Regions from separate parts of the Homo sapiens genome. Here regions 1 and 3 are each linked to region 2. A link is a loop called in an ENCODE intact Hi-C map of the cell type or tissue named here. Cell type or tissue: mammary epithelial cell. All regions are shown on one strand. Region 1 holds the start of LINC02635 (long intergenic non-protein coding RNA 2635). Region 2 overlaps PARD3 (par-3 family cell polarity regulator). Region 3 has its middle 16 kb from the start of LINC02635.

The links. A loop is a pair of places that touch in the nucleus more often than their neighbours do. Peaks named below come from ENCODE experiments on the same cell type or tissue, not always from the same donor. Only the 100,000 strongest peaks of a DNase experiment are listed, where the experiment ranks them.
Region 1: a loop joins it to region 2, with 9 times the contacts of the local background. A loop is called at or near these places in 18 of 110 quality-filtered maps.
Region 3: it touches region 2 in a loop (8-fold over the local background); 9 of 110 quality-filtered maps call a loop at or near these places.

What each region holds. Positions count from the first base shown.
Region 1 is chr10:34,970,512-34,978,511 of GRCh38, forward strand. It overlaps LINC02635 (long intergenic non-protein coding RNA 2635), which reads left to right and starts at 2,507. Exons shown (of 2, transcript XR_001747419.1): 1 at 2,507-3,577; 2 at 3,662-5,067. In mammary epithelial cell, a CTCF peak has its summit at 4,065; DNase peaks (open chromatin) are centred at 2,810 and 3,440; H3K4me3 peaks cover 539 bases; H3K27ac peaks cover 672 bases.
Region 2 is chr10:34,720,963-34,728,962 of GRCh38, forward strand. All of the region lies in intron 1 of PARD3 (par-3 family cell polarity regulator), which reads right to left. Among named protein-coding and RNA genes, the nearest start is that of PARD3, 90 kb to the right of the region's middle. In mammary epithelial cell, CTCF peaks have their summits at 676 (motif pointing left) and 3,029 (motif pointing right); DNase peaks (open chromatin) are centred at 439, 3,019 and 4,089; H3K27ac peaks cover 1,147 bases.
Region 3 is chr10:34,985,422-34,993,421 of GRCh38, forward strand. No RefSeq gene overlaps it. Among named protein-coding and RNA genes, the nearest start is that of LINC02635, 16 kb to the left of the region's middle. In mammary epithelial cell, a CTCF peak has its summit at 626; DNase peaks (open chromatin) are centred at 3,460 and 6,840; H3K27ac peaks cover 2,968 bases.

The DNA of each region.
Region 1 (8,000 bases), 250 kb after region 2:
AATTGATTTGCTCCAAACTATTATCCAGACCCACAACCCCACCTGGGCTGATTGCCACCAGTTGCTCATGTTCCTCTTTAACACAGATGAAAGGTGGAGAGTGCTCCAAGCAGCAACTAAGTGGCTAGAGGAACATGCACCAGCTGATTACCAAAACCCCCAAGGGTATGTAAGGACCCCGTTACCAGGAACCAACCCCCAGTGGGACCCAAATGAAAGAAAGGATAAGCAAAGGCTAAACTGATACAGGGAAGCTCTCTTGGAAGGATTAAAGAGGGGAGCCCAGAAGGCTACAAACGTTACTAAGGTCTCTGAGGTCATTCAGGGAAAAGAAGAAAGTCCAGCACAATTCTATGAGAGACTGTGTGAGGCCTATCGTATGTATACTCCCTTTGATCCTGATAGCCTTAAAAATCAGTGCATGATTAACATGGCTTTACTTAGTCAAAGCGCAGAAAACATTAGAAGAAAACTGCAGAAACAGGCTGGGTTTGCAGGGATGAACACATCAGTTATTAGAAATAGCTAACCAGGTGTTTGTAAACAGGGATGCAGTAAGCCATAAGGAAAACCGCAAAGAGAATGAATGTCAGGCCCGGCGAAATGCTGACCTGTTAGCTGCAGCAATCAGAGGGGTCCCCACAAAGAGGCAAGGGAAGGGGGGTCCTGGGAAAGAAACTCAGCTTGGCTGTCAGAGTTTGCAGCGTAACCAGTGTGCTTATTGTAAAAAAAAAAAAAAAAAAAAAAAAAGACATTGGAAGAACAAATGCCCTCAGCTAAAAAGAAAACAAGGTGACTCAGAGCAGGAGGCCCCAGACAAGGAGGAAGGGGCCCTGCTCAACCTGGCAGAAGGGTTACTGGACTGAGGGGGACCGGGCTCAAGTGCCCCCAAAGAGCCTATGGTTAGAATGATAGTCGGGGGTAAAGACATTGATTTTCTTTTAGATGCCGGTTCTGAACATTCAGTAGTAACCGCCCCAGTCACCCCCTTATCCAAAAAGACTATTGACATAATCAGAGCCATGGGGGTTTCAGCAAAGCAAGCTTTCTGCTGGCCCCGGACTCGTGCTGTAGGAGGACATAAAGTGATTCATCAGTTTTTGTACATGCCTGACTGTCCCTTGCCCTTGTTGGGAAGGGACTTGCTTAGCAAGCTGAGAGCCACTATCTCTTTTACAGAGCATGGCTCTTTGCTGCTAACATTACCCAGAACGGGAGTCATTATGACCCTTACGGTTCCCCGAGAGGAGGAACGGAGACTTTTCTTAACTGAGCCAAGCCAAGAGATAAGACCAGCTCTGGCTAAGCGGTGGCCAAGAGTATGGGCAGAAGACAACCCTCCAGGGTTGGCAGTCAACCAAGCCCACGTACTTGTAGAAGTTAAGCCTGGGGCCCAGCTGGTTAGGCAAAAACAGTACCCGGTCCCCAGAGAAGCTCTTAAAGGTATCCAGGTCCATCTCAAGCACCTAAAAACTTTTGGAATTATAGTTCCTTGTCATTCTCCATGGAACACTCCCCTCCTGCCTGTTCCCAAGCCAGGGACCAAGGACTACAGGCTGGTACAGGATTTGCGCTTGGTTAATCAAGCTACAGTGACTTTACATCCAACAGTATCTAACCCGTGCACATTGTTGGGGTTGTTGCCAGCTGAGGACAGGTGGTTCACCTGCTTGGACCTGAAAGACGCTTTCTTTAGTATCAGATTAGCCCGTGAGAGCCAGAAGCTGTTTGCCTTTCAGTGGGAAGATCTGGAGTCAGTTATCACTACTCAATACACTTAGACCCGGCTTCCCCAAGGGTTCAAGGACTCCCCCACCATCTTTGGGGAGGCATTGGCTCGAGACCTCCAGGAATTTCCCACCAGACACCTAGGCTGTGTATTGCTCCAGTACGTTGATGACCTTTTGCTGGGACACCCCACAGCAGTTGGGTGCGCCAAGGGAATGGATGCCCTACTCCGGCACCTGGAGGACTGTGGGTATAAGGTGTCCAAGAAAAAAGCTCAGATCTCCCGACAGCAGGTACGTTACTTGGGATTTACTATCCGACAGGGGGAGCGCAGCCTGGGGTCAGAAAGAAAGCAGGTTATTTGCAATCTACTGGAGCCTAAGAGCAGAAGGCAGTTGACAGAATTCTTAGGAGCTGTGGGGTTTTGTAGACTGTGGATCCCAAACTTTGCAGTATTAGCCAAGCCTTTGAGGTCACAAAGAGGGAGGACCGGGAAATTTTTGAATGAGGATCCCAACAACAGCAAGCCTTTCATGAGTTAAAGGAAAAACTTACGTCAGCCCCAGCCCTGGGGCTACCCAATCTGACAAAGCCTTTTACATTGTATGTGTCAGAGAGAGAGAAAAGATGGCAGTTGGAGTTTTAACCCAAACTGTGGGGTCTAAAGGATGGCCCATGTTTGAGGGCCTTGGCAGCAACTGCCCTGCTAGTGAAGAAGCAAATAAGCTGACTCTTGGGCAAAACCTGAACATAAAGGCCCCCCATGCTGTGACTTTAATGAATACTAAAGGACATCATTGGCTAATGAATGCTAGACTCACCAAGTTCCAAAGTTTGCTCTGTGAAAATCCCCATATAACCGCTGAAGTTTGTAACATCCTGAACCCCACCACCTTGCTCCCGGTATCAGAGAGCACTGTCGAGCATGATTGTGTAGAAGTGTTAGACTCAGTTTACTCTAGCAGACCTGACCTCCGGGACCAGCCTTGGGCATCAGTAGACTGGGAACTACACGTGGACGGGAGCAGCTTCATCAACCCACAAGGAGAGAGAGGTGCAGGGTGTGCGGTGGTAACCCTGGACACTGTTGTTGAAGCCAGATCATTGCCCTAGGGCACTTCAGCCCAGAAAGCTGAACTCATTGCTTTAATTCGGGCCTTAGAACTCAGTGAAGGTAAGACTGTAAACGTTTACACTGATTCTCCGTATGCCTTTTTAACCCTTCAAGTGCATGGAACATGATATAAAGAAAAGGGCCTATTGAACTCTGGGGGAAAAGACATAAAATATCAACAAGAAATCTTGCAATTATTAGAAGCAGTATGGAAACCCCACAAGGTGTCAGTTATGCATTGCAGAGGACACCAGCGAGCTTCCACCTTGGTGGGTTTGGGGAATTCCCTCGCTGACCCAGAGGCTCGAAAAGCAGCAACTGCCCCCTTCCGGGCATCAGTCACAGCCCCTCTGCTCCCTCAAGCACCTGATCTTGCACCTACTTATTCTAAAGAAAAGGACTTTCTCCAGGAAGATGGAGGACAAGTGATGCAGGAAGGATGGATTTGGTTACCAGATGGGAGAGTAGCTGTGCCACAGCTGTTAGGAGCTGCAGTTGTACTGGCTGTGCATAAAACCACCCATCTAGGCCAGGAGTCACTTGAAAAGTTGTTAGGCTGGTATTTCTACATCTCACATTTGTCAGCCCCTGCCAAAATAGTGACGCAGCAGTGTGTTACCTGCTGACAGCATAATGCGAGGCAAGGTCCAGCCATTCCACCCGGCATACAGGCTTATGGAGCAGCCCCCTTTGAAGATCTCCAGGTAGATTCCACAGAGATGCCAAAGTGTGGAGGTAACAAGTATTTACTAGTTCTCATGTGTGCCTACTCTGGGTGGGTGGAGGCTTATCCAACATGAACTGAGAAAGCTCGTGAAGTAACCCGTGTGCTTCTTCGAGATCTTATTCCTAGATTTGGACTGCCCTTACGGATCGGCTCAGATAACGGGCCGGCATTTGTGGCTGACTTGATACAGAAGACAGCAAAGGTATTGGGGATCACATGGAAACTGCATGCCGCCTACCAGCCTCAGAATTCCGGAAAGGTGGAGTGGATGAATCGGACTATCAAAAATAGTTTAGGGAAAGTATGTCAGGATACAGGATTAAAATGGATATAGGCTCTCCCTATGGTATTATTTAAAATTAGATGTACCCCTTCTAAAAGAACAGGATATTCCCCTTATAAAATATTAGGCCCCCTCCCATATTGCGGGGACTTCCAGGCACTCCCCGAGAGTTAGGTGAAATTGAGTTACAGTGACAGCTACAGGCTCTAGGAAAAATTGCACAAACAATCTCAGCCTGGGTAAATGAGAGATGCCCTGTTAGCTTATTCTCCCCAGTTTACCCTTTCTCCCCAGGTGATCAAGTATGGATTAAAGACTGGAATGTAGCTTCTTTGTGCCCATGGTGGATAGGACCCCAGATTGTCATCCTGACCACTCTCACCGCTGTGAAGGTAGAAGGAATCCCAGCCTGGATCCACCACAGCCATGTAAAACCTGCAGCGCCTGAAACCTGGGAGGCAAGACCAAGCCCGGACAACCCTTGCAGAGTGACCTTGAAGATGATGACAAGCCCTGCTCCAGTCACACCCAGAAGCTGACTAGTCCATGCACGGCCGAAGCATGAGGAAGCTCATCGTGGAACTCATTTTTCTTAAATTTTGGACTTGTACAGTAAGGACTTCAACTGACCTTCCTCAGACTGAGGTAGGGCAAAAAGTTAAAACAGTCTTTCTGTTTAAAAGGGACTTGTGTGTATAATGCCACCCAGTACAAGGTATGCAGCTCAGGAAGTGACCAGACTCAAGTGTGCTACAACCCAGTAGAACTACTTAATCCCCATTGGAAAACAAGAGAGTATGTAACTCTAGGAGTCAATGGAATTGGACTGGCAGGAAGACCTAGGTAATGTAGGTGGAAGTGAGAACTCCCACTAGTGAGTGAGGTTCTCAAAGGGGAGAATGAGGAGGGAAGCCATTTCTCTTACTGTCTCCTGTCTCTGAAGAACAGGAGGAAGTAAAAGTTGAAAAACAACAGGAAGGAAGTCAGTGGCAAGACCAGCCAGTGCCACTGATGACCTGGCCTGAGGTTAAAAGGTTAACCACCCCCCTCTCCTCTAACCACATGTGCTCTCAATCCATCACGACCCTTTCATGTGGAACCCCTTAGAGTTGTAAGCCCTTAAAAGGGCCAGGAACTCTGTCTTCGGGGAGCTCGGCTCTTAAGATGCGAGTCTGCCAACGCTCCCAGCCAAATAAAAACCTCTTCCTTCTTCAATCCAGTGTCTGAGGAGTTTTGTCTGTGGCCCGTCCTGCTACAGCACAATTGTAGCCCACTGTAACCTCGAATTCCTAGGCTCAAGTGATCCTCCCACCTCAGCCTCCTGAGTAGAGTAGCTAGGATTACAGGCATGTGCCACCATGCCAAGCTAATTTTCTTTAGAGACAAGGTCTTGCTATGTTGCCCAGGGTGGTCTCAAACTCCTGGGCTCTTGGCCTCTCAAAATGTTGGATTTTAGGATTATAAGCATGAACCACTGTACCCGGACTGCTCTTTCTTACAAAAAAAAGTATTTTCCCATTAGAAAATATAGTGAATTTGATAAATACAAAAAAAGGTGGAAAGACCTCTCCCTCTCCCTCTCCCTCCTCTCCCTCTCCATCTCCCCACTCCCTCTCTCTCCACGGTCTCCCTCTGATGCTGAGCCGAAGCTGGACTGTACTGCCGCCATCTCAGCTCACTGCAACCTCCCTGCCTGATTCTCCTGCCTCAGCCTGCCGAGTGCCTGGGATTGCAGGCGCACACCGCCACGCCTGACTGGTTTTCGTATATTTTTGGTGGAGACGGGGTTTTGCTGTGTTGGCCGGGCTGGTCTCCAGCTCCTAACCGTGAGTGATCTGCCAGCCTTGGCCTCCCGAGATGCTGGGATTGCAGACGGCGTCTCGTTCACTTAGTGCTCAATGTTGCCCAGGCTGGAGTGCAGTGGCGTGATCTCGGCTCGCTACAACCTCCACCTCCCAGCCGCCTGCCTTGGCCTCCCAAAGTGCCGAGATTGCAGCCTCTGCCTGGCCGCCACCCCCTCTGGGAAGTGAGGAGCGTCTCTGCCTGGCCGCCCATCGTCTGGGATGTGAGGAGCCCCTCTGCCCAGCTGCCCAGTCTGGGAAGTGAGGAGCGCCTCTTCCCGGCCGCCATCCCATCTAGGAAGTGAGGAGCATCTCGGCCTGGCCGCCCATCGTCTGAGATGTGGGGAGCGCCTCTGCCCCGCCGCCCCGTCTGGGATGTGAGGAGCGCCTCTGCCCGGCCGCGACCCCGTCTGGGAGGTGAGGAGCATCTCTGCCCGGCCGCCCGGTCTGAGAAGTGAGGAGCCCCTCCGCCCGGCAGCCACCCTGTCTGGGAAGTGAGGAGCCCCTCCGCCCAGCAGCTGCCCCATCTGGGAAGTGAGGATCGTCTCTGCCCAGCAGCCGCCCCGTCTGGGAGGTGTACCCAACAGCTCATTGAGAATGGGCCATGATGACGATGGCGGTTTTGTCAAATAGAAAAGGGGGAAATGTGGGGAAAAGATACAGAAATCAGATTGTTGCTGTGTCTGTGTAGAAAGTAGAAGACATGGGAGACTCCATTTTGTTCTGTACTAAGAAAAATTCTTCTGCCTTGGGATGGTGTTAATCTATAACCTTACCCCCAACCCCATGCTCTCTGAAACATGTGCTGTGTCCACTCAGGGTTAAATGGATTAAGGGAGGTGCAAGATGTGCTTTGTTAAACAAATGCTTGAAGGCAGCATACTCATTAAGGGTCATCACCACTCCCTAATCTCAAGTACCCAGGGACACAAACACTGCGGAAGGCCACAGGGTCCTCTGCCTAGGAAAACCAGAGACCCTTGTTCACTTGTTTATCTGCTGACCTTCCCTCCACTATTGTCCTATGACCCTGCCAAATCCCCCTCTGCGAGAAACACCCAAGAATGATCAATAAATACTAAAAAAAAAAAAAAAAAAAGGTGGAAAGAATAAAGTATTGTCTTTTGTCCTGCCCCGCAAAGCCACCACTGTTAACCATTTGCTGTTTCACTTCAGGCTTTGTTTGTAAATGATTTTGTATGGACTCTTTCTGCTATACCACAGTCACCTCTTGGGGCAGAACTAGGGACAGAAAGACAATGGGGCCAGGTGAGGTGGCTCACACCTGTAATCTCAGGAATTTTGGAGGCTGAGGCAGGAGAATCCCTTGAGTTTAGGAGTTCAAGGCCAGGCCGGGCAACATAGTGAAACCCTGTCTCTTTAAAAAATAAAAAAATTAACTGGGCATGGTGGTGGACACCTGTAATTCTGGGGGGCTGAAATGGGAGGATTGCTTGAACCCAGGAGGCCAAGGCTGCAGTGGGTCATGATGGTGCCACTGCACTCCAGCCTGGGCAACAGAGTGAGACCCTGTCTCAGGGAGAAAAAAAAAAAATGGGAAGAAGAGAAGAAAGAAAGAAGCAAATATGTCCAGTGGGTGTGGGACTGATGTGAGCCAGGAGAGGTTAGCTGAGAAAGTCGGTGTTTCATCCATCCTTTTGAGGACCTCTTTTTTTTTTTTTTTTTTTTTTGAGCCCCTAGTACCTGCATTGTGAAAATATAGATGCTAAGATAAAGCCAGGGCTGGGTGTGGTGGCGCATGCCTGTAATCCCAGCTATTCAGGAGGCTGTCAAGAGAATTGCTTGAACCTGGGAGGTGGAGGTTGCAGTGAGCCAAGATCACGCTCCAGCCTGGGTGACAGAGTGAGACTCTGTCTCAAAAAATAAATAAATAAATAAGTAAAAAATAAAAAACTGAGAGCAGAGAAAAAATGAAGGAACTGGCCATTTCAACACTGCGACAGGTGCTAGGACAGACAGTGAGAAAGCACAGCGGGCTGAAGAAGCCCTACAAGGAGGTGGGATCAGAGAGGCCCCTGGGGGAACGGCCCAGAGCTGAGTCGTGATCAGCAGGTGATGGCTGGAGGGGCATTCCTGCAGAAGGGATTGCAGAAGTAGAGATAGTTTAGTGTAGTGGAGCTGGGAAGGGCCAGGTGTGTAATGTACAAGGAATTTTGACTTGATCCCGAGGGTAACGTGAAGCTCTTGAAAGTTCCAAGGCAGGAAATTGACACGATTGGATTTGCACTCTGACAATGACCAAGTCTGGCTGCTGGGGGTAAACCATTAGGAGTAGAGGAGGCGGAG
Region 2 (8,000 bases):
AAAGGCCCAATGTCATGATGAAATAAAAGAAAACACTTTTCAGGCTGATTAGAGGATACTTGGCAGAACAATGAGCTGCATTATTCCAGAAAGGCAATAGAAGTATCCTGAGAATGGTGACTCGTTTGTTCTAAATCTATATCAACTATTCAAAGTAACTTTGAAAAAGCTTACCTAAAGGAATATGATACAGAGACAGAAAATGACTCGGTTATATATAAATCTTAAGCAATGTTACGCTCCTTACAAAGACCAACAGCAACCAAAAGAAATCAATTCCAGAACTGAAGAGACTGCATTCTAAAATTAACAGAATTTTAATATTCAAATTAAGTTATTTCCTTCCTGTACCTCCATCCTGTCTTTGAAAAGAGTTGTGGAGCGAACAGGGCGTAAAGTAAGCTATGTGAAAAGAAGAAAAACCACAGAGACCAATGCCACAGGAATGCTGAAGCTGCACACAGGGTGTGCCTGGGCAGCCGGCAAGCTGAGGGCAGGGAAGGAGTCTGACCCTCTCCTCCAACCCCATAGCCAGCGAAAAGGCAATACCCTGAGAGGGGCTCCAGAGCATCCCCCAGGAGTGCCCAGCATCCACAGTGATAAGCTGAGTGACCAGGGGGCTCAACTACTTGCAGGGTTCCCAAGGGAGCAAGACCCTGCTCTTCCACATTGCGAATCACACACAGTTCCTGTACAGCCATCTCCTGGAGACATAAGATTCCCAGCTCTCACCAATTATGATAAAAATAAAGTGAGATCCATTCAGTTATCTGCTGGAAGATATAACTAAAGCACTAAATACCACTGCTAATCTGAGTTATGTGAAAAATATATATTTTGGGGTTACACCAATACCTTCAATTAAGCATGTACTAAATTATAACATACAAACTCTAACACTAGAAAAACAATGGCTTTAATATTGTCTAAACAGGCTGGGTGCAGTGGCTCACGCCTGTAATCCTAGAGCTTTGGGAGGCCAAACCAGGCAGATCGCTTGAGTCCAGGAGTTCAAGACCAGCCTGGGCAACATGGTGAGATCCCATCTCTAAAAAAATATAATAATAAAAAACACAAAAATTAGCCAGGCATGGCGCCACGTGCCTGTAGTCCCAGCTACTCCAGAGGCTAAGGTAGGAGGACCACCTGAGCCCAGGGAGTTCAAGGCTGCAGTGAGACATGATGGTGCCACTGCACTCCAGCCTTGTGATAAAGTGAGATCCTGTCTCAAAATATATATTTTTGAGACATATATTTATATATTTTTATATATATACTGTTGTTTTATGTATATATATAGACTGTTTATCTATGTATATATAGATTGTCTAAACAGTAACAAATAAGATTTGCCCGTCACCACACTGTCATTCACTCTTGCTATCTCCAGTGGTTATCGCCTGTACAGAAATCAAATTATAGTTTACCTAGTCCAAGTTTTAATAATAAACTGGCTCAATGCTTCTGCACAAGGTCACTATAAACTATAATCATAGAAAACATCCATGTATGTGTTTTGAGAAATGAGGACTGAAGAACCAGCCTGGCCACTTAATCTCCTGTGACAGCAGGGTAAGATCAGGCTTGATGTTCAGCACGGTACTCCCTGGGGATGTTCCGTCTCACTCTCCAGGGCAGGACACTTTGGGCCTCACACTTCCTGCGCACACTTGCCCCACAATCTTCTTGCCTATGCTCCGAAAGCTGTTGACAGCCTTCATCTCAAAAACATTTAACTTCATATATTTTGCCTCAGCATTTAGAATATCACAAAGCATTTTGTAAGCCACCTTTCAAAACACAGTATCTTCTTTAGAAAGTGAGGCAGAAGGCAGGATATTAGTTTAATATTCCTTTTTGACAAATACATATATTGAACATGATGAAATATTTACCAGTGTAACTATCTGATATCTAAGATTTATTTCAAAATGATGGAATGGAAATAGTGCGAGGGTACAGAAGAAACAAGATTGGCCAAAAATGTGAATTGCTGAAGTTGGGTGACAGGTACATGGAGGTATGTTATTCTCTTAACAATTGTAGTATATTTGAAATTTTCCCTAATGAAAGCATATTTTTACAAAAATATATATATTGGCCAGGCACGGTGGCTTACACCTATAATTCCAGCACTTTGGGAGGCTGAGGTGGGAGATCACCTGAGCTCAGGAGTTCAAGACCAGCCTGGCCAACACGGCAAGAACCCTGTCTCTACTAAAAATATAAAAATTAGCCAAGCATGGTGGCACATGCCTGTAATCCCAGCTACTTGGGAGGCTGCGGCAGGAGAACCTAGGAGGCCTGGGCAACAGAGCGAGGCTCTGTCTGGGGGACAAAAAAGAAATCATATATTGACTTGAAAGGTTAGAGGATGCCTTTGATTTACATGTATCCAGTAAAATCATACGAGAAAAAGGCCACCAATGATGGCTGAAACAGCCAGAGAGACACACAGAAGCAAAGTCACTATGTTTATTATGCATTTCTGATTGCTTTTTTCCTTAAAGAAGCATAGTGCCTTTGACTTCTGTTTCTGACTCCCCAAATTTTAAGGTCACCTCTGATAAGATCATAAACTTCTTTGAGCTCATATCACCAATTATTTCAAACTCTGTTTGAAAAACCAAAATGTATTAGATATCAATCAGATCATAGTAATTAATCTCAGCTTTATGATGTCAGAAGACTTTTAAACTTCCCATTTTCCACAGCTTGTTCCCCGCCTAGGGAAAAAGCTCAATCACTTCATAAATCTGGCATCATTCTAGTACACTGTGTTTTAAAATATGCTCAAGTATTGATCACGGCGATGCAGCGGAGGAACTGCAGGCTTGAGCACACCGCAGGGATGCAGGACCAGGGATGGGGGCACTTCTTTAGGGGACATCTGTAATCGCACTCTGGGCTCACAGTGGAAGGGTGCCGCAGGCTGGGAGCTGGGCTCCTTTCACTTTCCAGTTTGAGTTCTCGTCTACACTTCACTGGTGGATCTGTTACTGATATTAAAACCCAAAGCCACCAGCAGAGAGCACTCAACGAGCACAAGCTTGGTAATTCCTGTTCACTGCAGAGGGAAACAGGAGTGCACATCATTAAAGCAAGAACACATTCTTAATGGAAACTTCGTATGGAGCACAGGGACAGTATATACATAATCCAAAATTCAAATAAACTCAGTGTTCGTGAGAAAATAAGCATGTAATCCTGAAGATTCTATGAAATGCATCCCATATTGTTTAATTATTTATCTCTCAGGGTATTTTTTTTTAAGTCAATGCAGTATGGTTGGAAACTGCATTGTGATCTATGGCTTTCTCCATGCAACTAAAATAGCCTTGCAAGTCATGCCCATTTTTAAAAGCTTATACAAGCACCTACCCTCTTGCAGTGGTGAAGATAGCACTGTAATTTCCCTTCAGTTCTCTTACATAACTAAAGAGTTTTTTGTTTTGTTTATAAGCTCATACATTGGCTAGAAAAAATTATAAACTTGCTGGTAAATTTCTAAACTTGCTAGTAAAAAAATTAAGTTATATATAAGAGGCTGCCCTGTTCTAATCCCAATCAAGTATTTAAAATAATTTTACTATGATCACAGTAAACATAGCACATAGAACTAAAGGAAATACTATAGTGAATATATATAAGCTAAACTGGCTAGTTGTCATTAAACCCAGTAACTAGAAAACTGACCACAAAATATTTTTGTTTTTACTGTTATGTTATATTATTAACTCAGGACAAAGGCAGGGGTGTAGAGGTGAAGAAGAGCTCTGGGGATAGGTCAAGTCAGCTGGGCTGTGCTACCACGGGCAGCAGCAGTCTGCAGGAGAGCCCTGAACATCAGTCTACTGGATGCTGTAGCCCAAGTGACAACAACGTAACTGCGGAGCAAATGCTGGAGCAGTAGAAATGCTAGAGCTTCTAAAATCCGCTCAGTGAGCTGATTAGTTACAAATATGAAGGAAGCATCAGCTCATTCAGTACAAGCAATGGAGCCTAGGAATTAACAGTGAAGACTGGACATAGCTGGAGCAAATGACTTAACCTCTCTCTGCCCGTTTCCCTCATCTGAGAAATGTGAGTAACAAGAGTCCCTTACTCATAGAATTGTTAAAAGGATTGAATGAGTCAAAACTTTGTGTGTGTGTGTGTGTGTGTGTGTGTGTGTGTGTGTGTGTGTGTGACAGAGAGAGAGAGAGAGAGAGACGGAGTCTCACTCTGTCGCCCAGGCTGGAGTGCAGTGGCGTGATCTCAGCTCACTGCATGCTCCAACTCCCAGGTTCAAGCGATTCTCCTGCCTCAGCCTCCTGAGTAGCTGGGGTTACAGATGCCTGCCACTACGCCTGGCTAATTTTTGTATTTTTAGTAGAGATGGGGTTTCACCATGTTGGACCAAGGTGGTCTTGAACTCCTGGCCTCTAGGTGATCCACCTGTCTCGGCCTCCCAAAGTGCTAAGATTCCAGGTGTGAGCCACCACGCCCAGCCCAGTCAAAACTTTTCAAGCTCTCCGAATAGCTCAAGGCATTCAGTCACTGCTAAGTATTCGTTGCCATTCTGATAAGCCAGGATTTTCACAACAGTCCCTACTTCCTCAACTGTGAGGAGTAGTGTTATTCATCGTAAAAATCTACCCTTGGGGGGGCACAATATCTAGTGTCAATCTATCTCAAAAGGGAATGAGGGAATACATGGTGGTTCTCAATCCTGGCTGTATCAGAAACACCTGCGAGCTTTACTAACTACACAACACTCCAACCAAGAACAAGTGAATTAGAAAGAAACTCAGATGACACAATGTCCAGCCAGCTTGGGTAGCTAACACCAGGACTGCAACTGAACAACAAAAGTTACTTTGCAAAAAGGCAGATACTTTACTACACCTAAAACATTATTTGCTTGCTGTGGACTAGTTCTACTGTCTTGAGTGAATGCGTTTGTGTGTTGTTGTTTTTTTAATCCCACGTTCTCAGTCATGTAACAGATAACTGCAGTATCTAAGCATACATGTCTTTAGAATGCCATTTGGTTAAAGTTCTTTCCAGACTTAAGGGAGTGTAAAGGTAATCAATTAGCACCACAAGGATTTCTGCCTAACATGTCTTTTAACCATCAACAGATGCCATATAACTTCCTAAAGCTCTTGGCTATAACTACTTTTATACTTAGAACAAATCGAGTTCATGTTTTACTAAAACAAAAGCTTTGGCCAGGCACGATGGCTCATGCCTGTAACCCCAGCACTTTGGGAGGTGGGTGAATCACCTAAGTTAAGGAGTTCAAGACCAGCGTGGTCAACATGATGAAACTGTGTCTCTATTAAAAACACAAAAAATTAGCCGGGCACAGTGGCTCACGCCTGTAATCCCAACACTTTGGAAGGCCAAGGAGGGTGGATCACCTGAGGTCAGGAATTTGAGACCAGCCTGGCCAACATGGTGAAACCCCATCTCTACTAAAAATACAAAAATTAGCCAGGCGTGGTGGCACACACCCATAATCCCAGCTACTCGGGAGGCTGAGGCAGAATCGCTCGAGCCCAGGAGGCAGAGGTTGCAGTGAGCCAAGATTGTGCCACTGAACTCCAGCCTGGGCGACAGAGTGAGACCCTGTCTCAAAACACACACACACAAACACATACACAATTAGCTGGGCGTGGTGACAGGCACCTGTAGTCCCAGCTACTCAGGAGGCTGAGGCTGAGGAGAATCACTTGAACCTAGGAGGTGGAGGCTACAGTGAACTGAGAATGCACCACTGCACTCCAGTCTGGGCGGCAAGAGTGAACTCCATCTCCAAAAAAAAAAGTGGGGGGAGGCGGGAGCGGGGGTCTTTTCTGTCTCATATGTATAAGGAAAGGCCAGCATTACATCTTTATACTTTCTCCTTTCTGAGCACAGACCTCTGAACTTCTCCTCTGACCACAGAGCCCTCTATTGTCAGCAACTTTCTACCCTTTTCTGTGGACAGGGAATCAAGTCCAGTCTTTGCTTTGCCAATAACCAGCTGGGTAAGCTCAGACAAATAAAAGCTCTGCCTATTCCCCAACCTGTAAAATAAAGGGGAAGTACAAGATCTACAGGCACCACTGCTCTTACCATTACACTATCCTTAGAGCCCACAAAGCATCCATTCCCTCTGCACCCTGTGTGGTGGGGGATTCCATCCTTCCAATATGTTTAAAGACTTTGGCTCAAGAGTCACAAGCTCATAAGCCTATGGGAGCCAGGCAGGTAAATGAGGGACAGGATGAGTGGGTGCCTGCAAGCCTGAGAGCATGAACCCTATCTAAGGAACAGCTGCCACTGGCGGCATACAAGCTTGCTCTGGCCCAGGCTCCCCAGGTCTCAGGAAGCACTGCACGTTCCCACGTTTTATGCAGCATCTTCTCAATTTCTCAGGCTGGCCATGACAGACATCATTAAAACAATGTGTTCTAGCCTTCTCCCTGCAGGCAGGGCAAGCCTCATAGGACCCAAAGTACATCAGTCCTTCCAGACTGCTGACACCTGCAAGCACAAAGAACTACCACCTTGTACTCTGTAGTCAAAATTTATTTAACTGAAGCAAGTCTGAGCACAGCAATGAGAGATTGCTATGTTTATTTTTTTTTTGAACGACAACAACAAAAAAAACAGTCCAAGTTTATATACATAATGATTTATAGGCACTTTGAAGCCTTTAAGGTTTTCTTTCTGCTCCCGGTCTCTCATCTCTCCATTCCCAATCACACACACTGTTGCCAGAATAACATTCCTCCAGCCCTGTTACGAAACCCCGGCCTGCTGGAGAATGAAAAGGTTTCCCTACTGCAGGTGAAACACAAGTATGCAACCCCCTCCCTCCACCACACACACACACACACACGCACGCACGCAGGTGAAACACAAGTATGCAACCCCCTCCCTCCGCCACACACACACACACACACACACACACACCACTTCCATCCAACCCCTCCAGACTCAACCATTACCACATACTGGGCACAGGCCTTTTCAGCACCCGATATCTGACAAGCAACATTCAACATGTCAACCCGGAGACAATACAAGATCCTTGCAATGCATTCTGGATCAACAAGTAGGTATATTAAGTCTAATTTATTAGACTCTAGGCATTTCGAGGCTTCACAGTATGTATGATGAATCTGTAGGCAAGAAAAACACAGAGTAAAAGCCCTTTATTCTCTATTTTCTATCTAGTTAAGAATTTACCAAATTTACCATATGTAATAAAATACTGTTTTTAGAAAACACTCAAATTTAGGCTCTTGAATATTTGACAAAATTATATACTGCTTCAAATACATACAAATATTCTTCAGGAAGCCTGTACATTAAATAGCAAATAAAGTATCTAAAGGATTCTGACGCTAAATGTCATTTCTGAACGTTTTTGTAATTTAGAAAAATAGTCACATTAGCAGCCAGCTAGTCCCACATCTTGAATACTTTCACAGAACTGCAATGACGCAGGGGCACTTCAGGAAAAAAAACACCAAACCTCTCTTCAACCCTGAAATGTGCCCTAACAGATGAATAATAAAAATGGAAAATATGCACCTCAAAGTACTCTCCACTTTAAACTGACACACTTGTGTTTGTCCTAATGCTGCTAATCAGTTTCCAGTAAATATGTCACATTGTTGTCTATTTCTAAGTGCTCCCAATTTGGATGAAGTCATCCCAAGCAGCAGTAAAAGGCTTTTATTGCCCAGCAGAATACAACCATTTCTGTACTTGCCTTTTGTTTCTCATTACCTAGATGTAGCAGTCAAAAAGTCCAAATTTTCAGGAGGTACATTAGTTTTTTAAATGGTTTCTCATATTTAATGTAATATTCTAGGTTTCATATCAGGCAAAATTATCAAGTTAATCTCATGCAGCCATGTACTGCATAACATTTCAGTCAACAACAGACCGCACACAGACAGTGGTCCCATAAGATTGTAATACCGTATTTCTACTGTACCTTTTCTAGGTTCCGATATGTT
Region 3 (8,000 bases), 260 kb after region 2:
TCTATTTTATTTTTCACTTCTAAAATTTCTTCTAATTTCTTGTGCTGGTTATCAATGTATTGCCTCTTGCCTCCAAATTCTTCCTTTTAGGCCAGGCATTGTAGCTCACGCGAGTAATCCAGCACTTGAGAGGCCAATGCAGGCAGATCACCTGAGCTCAGGAGTTCGAGACCAGCCTGGCTAACATGGTGAAACCCCGTCTTTACTAAAAATACAAAAATTAACTGGACATGGTGGTGGGCACCTGTAGTTCCAGCTACTTGTGAGGCTGAGGCAGGAGAATCACCTGAACCCAGGAGGCAGAGGTTGCAGTGAGCCGAGATCGTGCCATTGCACTCCAGCCTGGGCAAGAAGAGTGAAACTCCATCTCAAAAACAAAACAAAACAAACTCACCCCTTTCGATACTCTGTGAAAGTGGATCTTGTCCTTTAAGTATTTTTTTCCCATGCTAGCAGACACCAAGGCTTTCTAAGTACAGAATGATGGACAGACACTGCAGGTGAAGGTCCCAGTGTACAGGGCTGGGCAGGCTCTTGCAGAGTGCATAGCTTTTCTCGTGCAGGCTTCTGCAGTGAGTGCAGCTTCCTCAGCACCCAGCTCCAGCAATGGACCCAGTACTCCCTCCCCTGGCACTTTTGTAGTAGAGCATCTCATCTCTAGTGATGTCCTTTCCTGTGGACAGCTTTCCCCAGCACCCTAAAGGGCAGTGTATTAGTCTGTTTTCACACTGCTGATAAAGACATACTTGAGACCGGGCAATTTACAAAAGAAAGAGATTTAATGGACTTACAGTTCCATGTGGCTGGGGAGGCCTTACAATAACGGCAGAAGGCAAAAGGCACGTCTCACGTGGCGGCAGACAATAGAAGAGGGCTTATGCAGGGGAACTCCTCTTTTTAAAACCATCATATCTCGTAAGACTTATTCACTGTCACAAGAACACCATGGGAAAAGACCTGCCTCCATGATTCCATTACCTCCCACTGGGTCCCTCCCACAACATGTGGGAATTCAAGATGAGATTTGGGTGGGGACACAGCCAAATCATATCAGGCAGATTTCCAGCAGTTCCACCAGTGCAGCAGCTCAGCAACTTCTCTGCCTTCCAGTGAGCCAGAGCTGTCCATGGCCTCTCAACAGGGTCAGAATCTGAGCCCTGGGCGTGGGCTAAGGTGCTCAATCTCAGCCCTGGAGTTAGCGACTGCTCTTCAAATCTGCCAGCTCTATATTTTTTTTAGAGGCATTTACTTCATACTAGTCAATCCCTTGCTACTCTAATGATTTGGTTTTTTTGTTGTTGTTTTTTTTTTGGAGATGGAGTTTCGATCTTGTTATCTAGGCTGCAGTGCAGTGGCACAATCTCGGCTCACTGCAACCTCCACCTCCTGGGTTCAAACAATTCTCCTGCCTCAGACTCCCGAGTAGCTGGGATTACAGGTGCCCACCACCACGCCCTGCTAATTTTTTGTATTTTTAGTAAAGACGGGGTTTCACCACGTTGGCCAGGCTAGCCAGGCTGGTCTTGAACTCCTGACCTCAGGTGATCCACCCACCTCAGCCTCCCAAAGTGCTGGGATTACAGACGTGAGCCACTGCACCCAGCTCTAATCCTTTTCTAATCCTTTGTTATAGTAATTTTTTTTTTCTTTAGACAAGGTCTCTCTCTGTCACCCAGGCTTGAGTGCAGTGGTATGATCATGGCTCACTACAGCCTTGACCGGGCTCAATCAATCCACTCACCTCAGCCTCCTGAGTAGCTGGGATGACAGCCATACATCACCTGACCTGGCTAATTTTTGTATTTTTTTGTGGAGATGAGGAGTTGCCATGTTTCTCAGGGTGGTCACAAACTCCTCAGCTCAAGCGCTCCTCCTGCATTGGCCTTCCAAAGTGCTGGAATTACAGGTGTGAGCCACCGTGCCTGGCCAATAATTATTTATATTAAGTATCCCTGTTTAAATTACAATGTGTTTTCTCTCTTGTATTTGGACCTAGGCAGATATAATATTTTTTTTCAAATATGCAATGTCACTTTTTTCTTCCCCCTGAAACAGGGTCTCACTCTGTCCCCCAGGCTGGAGTGCAGTTATAGCTCACTGCAGCCTCAAATTTCTGGGTTCAAGTGAGCCTCCCACCTTAGCCTCTCAAAATGCTGGGATAACAGGAGTGAGTCACTATGCTCAGCTAATTTTAAAAACATTTTTTGACCTGGCGTGGTGGCTCGTGCCTGTAATCCGAGCACTTTGGGAGGCCGAGGCGGGCAGATTACTTAAGGTCAGGAGTTCGAGACCAGTCTGGTCGACATGGTGAAACCCCATCACTACTAAAAATACAAAAATTAGCCAGGCATGGTGGTGTGACCCTGTAATCCCAGCTACTTGGGGTACTGAGACACAAGAATTGATTGAACCTGGAAGGTGAAGGTTGCAGTGAGCCAAGATCACGCCATTGCATTCCAGCCTGAATGATGAGACTCTGTCTCAAAAAAAAAAAAAAAAAAAAAAAAAAAAAAACAATTTCTGCAGAGACAGAGTCTCACTATGTTGCTGAGGCTGGCCTTGAACACCTGGGTTGAAGTGATTCTCCTGTTTTAGCCTCCAAAATTGCTGGGATTATAGGCCTGAGCCACTGTGCCCAGCCCAGTGTAACTTTTTATAGTTATAGTTCCTTCCTGAAAATGTTGGTTTCCAGCTCCATGACATAATAGGCATAGTGAGTTTACAGTTTGTAACTAGTAGTTGCACTATCAGGAGTAGCTGTGAGTCTGTCCCTACTGTCTGCTGATACTGATTCTCATTATTTGGTCTTGTTTCCTCAAGCAGTAAATTGGATCTGATTTTGTGTTGGTCATTACAGTTTTTTTTTGTTTGTTTGTTTGTTTTTTTTTGAGACAGAGCTTTGCTCTGTAGCCCAGGCTGGAGTGTAGTGGCGTGATCTCGGCTCACTGAAACCTCCATCTCCCGGGTCCCAGCTCAAGCGATTCTCCTGCCTCAGCCTCCTGAGTAGCTGGGATTACAGGCACGTACCACCATGCCCAGCGAATTTTTGTATTTTAGTAGAAACAGGGTTTTACAATGTTGGCCAGGCTGGTCTCCAACTCCTGGCCTCAAGTGATCCACCCACCTCAGCCTCGCAAAGTGCTGGGATTACAGGCATGAGCCACCACACCTGGCTAATTCTCTATTTAATCCTATCTAGACAGCGAGTTACTTGAGGGCAAGTAACTCTTTGTATCCGTGGTGTCTATCATGGTGCCTTGCACCTAGGAGACATCCAATAACTGCTATGTGAATGAAGGAATGGTTAAGAAAGGATTTATTCTGATTTCTTAAATTTTGACATTTCCTCCAAAAAGGTGATCTTATCTTTGGGAGCAAGAGTTCAATCTGTTTTTCAAGGACTGAATCTTAAGGATTGAACCTACAGAGCCTGCTCAGGCTTGCCGTAGATGCTTTTCTTCTGCTTTCTCATAGAGCTAATCTCTGCTTCACAGAGAGCTTTTCTTTCCAGGTATTCATGTTTCAACAAGTCAGGAAGCAAATGATTTGACGTTAATTTGGTGTCAAAAAGAAGTCAGCCCAGGATCCCAAAAATAGGTTTTAAAAAATCAATGCATGGAGATCAATTTACTTTAAAATACTGTAACTTTCTTTAAGATACTTTGGCAAGGATAATGTGATGTATGTAGGCATGCCTGCATATGTGTGTGTGTGTATGTTCATTTAAGATACACTTCAGGGAAGTCAATGTCTTTAATCAGGAACTTGCTCTTCAAGAGTGGTCAGCTAACATTTCACCTTAAGGCTGCACAGCAGAGTCAGCTACCACAAAGGCTTCACTGTACATACGTTGATCAATAGGAGTGGGGTTTTAGCAGCAAAATGAATGTCATAAATCGGTTTCATTTGTAAAATTAGTGGCTTGCTAAACAGTATGATGAATGTCAGAAATGGGCTCCTTTCCTACAAAGAAAACACCAAGCCCAGTTAGTTTCACAGGCAAGTCAACTTTTTTGAAAAATGTCATTCTAATTTTATAGATTTTCCTAGAGAGTAGAGAAAAAAAGATTACTTCCCAACTCATTTCATGAGGCCCATATAAATTCCATTAAAATAATTAGTATCCTTTAAAATCAGGAAGAAGACCAAGATCACCATGTCTATTCCATATATTTCGGCCAATACAAGGAAAACAAATTCAAGTCAAAGGCCTGAAAGGGAGGAAATAAAACTGTAATTATTTTGTGATTGTATGAATCCTCTCCTAGAAGACTGAATATATAAAGGAGAGAGTTTAGCAAGATGATAAACAGAAGATCCACATATAATATGCGACAATGCATTCTATTCACCAGCAACAGTATTACTTCTTTACTATTTATTTCATTTATTTTACACTGGCATTTCCTCTCTTTAATGTTGTTTTTTGTTTTTTTGTTTTTTTGCTGATGTGATCACATCCTCCTTTATTTTACCTTTCCTACTTGTTATTTTGGTGAGTGGCCAGCAAGTTGCTTTCCAGCTGGAAAGATGGATGGTGAGGGACCACTTAGTGATGCTGAGGAACTGACCCTGACTCCCGCTCTCACTCCAAAGATGTGGCCTTCCTGGCTCTAAAATTGACTCAAGAAATGCAGACCCCCAAAATTAGATTTTAAATGTTCTCACCACAAAGATCTGGGCATGGTGGCTCATGCCTGTAATCCCAGCACTTTGGGAGGCCAAGGCAGGCAGATCACTTGAGGTCAGGAGTTCAAGACCAGCCTGGGTAATATAATGAAACCCTGTCTCTACTAAAAATACAAAAATTAGCCGGGTGTGGTGGCACATGCCTGTAATCCCAGCTACTCGGGAAGCTGAGGTGGAAGGATCGCTTGAACCTGGGAGGCAGAGGTTGCAGTGAGTCTACATAGCGCCACTGCACTCCAGCCTGGGCGGAGAGCGAGATCTGTCTCAGAAAAAAAAACGTTCTCACCACAAAGGAATGACAGTATGTGAGGTGATAGATATGTTCATTAGCTTGATTTAATCAGTCCACATCATCAACATGTATCAAATCACATTGTACTCCACGAATACATACAATTATTACTTGTCAATTAAAATTAAAATTAGGGGCCCAGCATGGTGGCTCACACCTGTAATCCCAGCACTTTGGGAGGCTGAGGTGGGCAGATCACGAGGTCAGGAGATCAAGACCCTCCTGGCTAACACGGTGAAACCCCGTCTCTACTAAAATACAAAAATTAGTCGGGCATGGAGGCGGGCACCTGTAGTCCCAGCTACTCAGGAGGCTAAGGCAGGAGAATCACTTGAACCCGGGAGGCGGAGGTTGCAGTGAGCCAAAATCGTGCCACTGCACTTCAGCCTGGGCAACAGAGCAAAACTCCATCTCAAAAAAAAAAAAAAAAAATTAAAAATTAAATAAAATAAGATTAGGTCAGGTTCTATGGCTCCTGTCTGTAATCCCAGTGCTTTGGTTGGTTGGTTGGTTGGTTGGTTGGTTGGTTGGTTGGTTGATTTATTTGTTTATTTATTTATTTATTTATTTATTTTCGAGACAGAGTTTTCCTCTTGTCGCCCAGGCTGGAGTCCAATGGTGGGATCTTGGCTCACTGCAACTTCTGCCTCCTGGGTTCAAGTAATTCTCCTGCCTCAGCCTCCCGAGTAGCTGGGATTACAGGCAAGTGCTACTACACCCTGCTAATTTTGTATTTTTAGTAGAGACAGGGTGACAGGGTTTCACCATGTTGGCCAGGCTGGTCTTGAACTCCTGACCTCAGGTGATCTGCCTGTCTCAGCCTCCCAAAGTGCTGGGATTACAGGTATGAGCTACCGAACCTGGCCTATAATCCCAGGGCTTTAGGAAGCCCAGGCAGAAAAAATACTTGAGGCCAGGAGTTGAAAACCAGCCTGGGCAACATAGCAAGACCCCATCTTTACAAAAAATTTTATAATTGGCCAAGTATGGTGGCACATGCCTGTGGTCCCAGCTACTCAGAGGTTCAGGCAGGAGGACTGTTTGAGCCCAGGAGTTTGAGGCTGCAGTGAACTATGATCATGCCACTGCACTCCAGCCTGGGTGACAGAGGGAGACCCTGTCTCTAAAAAAAAATGAAATAAAAACAAATTAAAATTTAAAGACCCTCATAACTAGTTAGATGGTACATTTAAACCTAAATAGATTAATACTTTTATTAAACATTAATGTCATAAATACTCCAATAAAAAGACAGATTGTCACACACATATACACACACACATACAAACACACACACACACACACAAACAAGCAGCTCCTCATGTTTGTATCCATTCATTACATGGAAGTATTAAGGTCATTTATATAAATTTTTCCTGAACAGAATGCAAGTTCTAAAAAATAAAGGTCTGTTAAACACCCTAGAATTAAACCTCTCAAATCAGGCAAGATTCTATCAGCACCAAAAAACACATATTTTTTAGTCCTGCATGATATCTTTAATTTATTAAGCTGTGTCCTTGGCTAAAGAAATCAAGAATTTCCAGTGTATGGATGTGGAAATTGGAAGTGGGGATGGAGCAAGGAATGGGTGTGTCATTCTGTCATTCCTTAACAGACCTGAAAAATGCAAAGTTCTTATGTAATTTTCCATATCAGTAATGATTCCATTCTATACTGGATACACATAAACAAATATTTCTCTACCATTACCTGTGAAAAGAAAAAAGCACAGTATGAAATATTTCTGTTCACCAAGACACTCCATTACTTGGCCTGTAAGATAATATCTTAAGAATGCTGTAACTATCCTTCTGCTCCCTTACCCAGTATTGCAACACACACACACACACACACACACACACACACACACACACACACTCATTACTCATCACGGCAATCTTGTGGTCTTCTTTCTGATTACTTATCATTTGATTAGAGTTCTTCTGGAATATTTTCATCAAACAGAAGTAGGTATAGGATTTATTTTCTAAATCTTGTGTAATTTTGAATATATTTCTTTTACCTTAACAGTTATATAGGCTGAGCGCAGTAGCTCACGCCTGTAATCCCAGCACTGAGGGAGGCTGAGGCAGGCAGATCACTTTAGGTCAGGAGTTCAAGACTAGCCTGGCCAAAGTGCTGGGATTACAGGCATGAGCCACCGCGCCCAGCTCACCAGGATATTCCTTAAGTGTTTTATTAATCCAGATTGGAATTTGGTGAATTCTTTCACTTCGAATACTCAATTTCTTTTTAGTACGTATGATTTATTATTATTATTATTGGTTTGGTTTAATTACAGCTTCTCTTCTACTTTTCTTTTTAAAAAACCTTTCTAGGCATTTTATTGTTTACATGTAAGATTGTCTGAATCCAGACTTCAAATACTTTGTCAGTTTCTTCAATATTTCCATCTGCTTGTAATTTTGTTTTATGTTTTGAGATTTTTCTCTCACTGAATCTCCTGGGCCACTAATTTAGCCTGCAACTATCCTCTTCTTCAGTCATCAACTGAAATTTAAAATGAAAAACTCGTGTTTCTTATTTCTTTTTCTTTTTCTTTTTTTTGAGACAGTCTCGCTCTGTCGCCCAGGCTGGAGTGCAGTGGCACGATCTCGGCTCACTGCAACCTCCGCCTCCTGGGTTCAAGTGATTCTCCCGCCTCAGCCTCCTGAGTAGCTGGGACTACAGGCACGTGCCACCACGCCCGGCTAATTTTTTGTACTTTTAGTAGAAATGGGGTTTCACCATGTTGGCCAGGATGGTCTCGATCTCCTCACCTCATGATCTGCCCACCTGGGCCTCCCAAAGTGCTGGGATTACAGGCATGACCTACCGAGCCGGGCCTTGTTTCTTATTTCCACAAAGTATTTTATGCTGTAATAGAATCTCTTCTATTTTGGCTGGGCACAGTGGCTCACAACTGTAATCCCAGCACTTTGGGAGGCTGAGGGAGGTGGATCACTTGAGGTCAGGAGTTCGAGACCAGCCTGGCCAACATGGTGAAATCATCTCT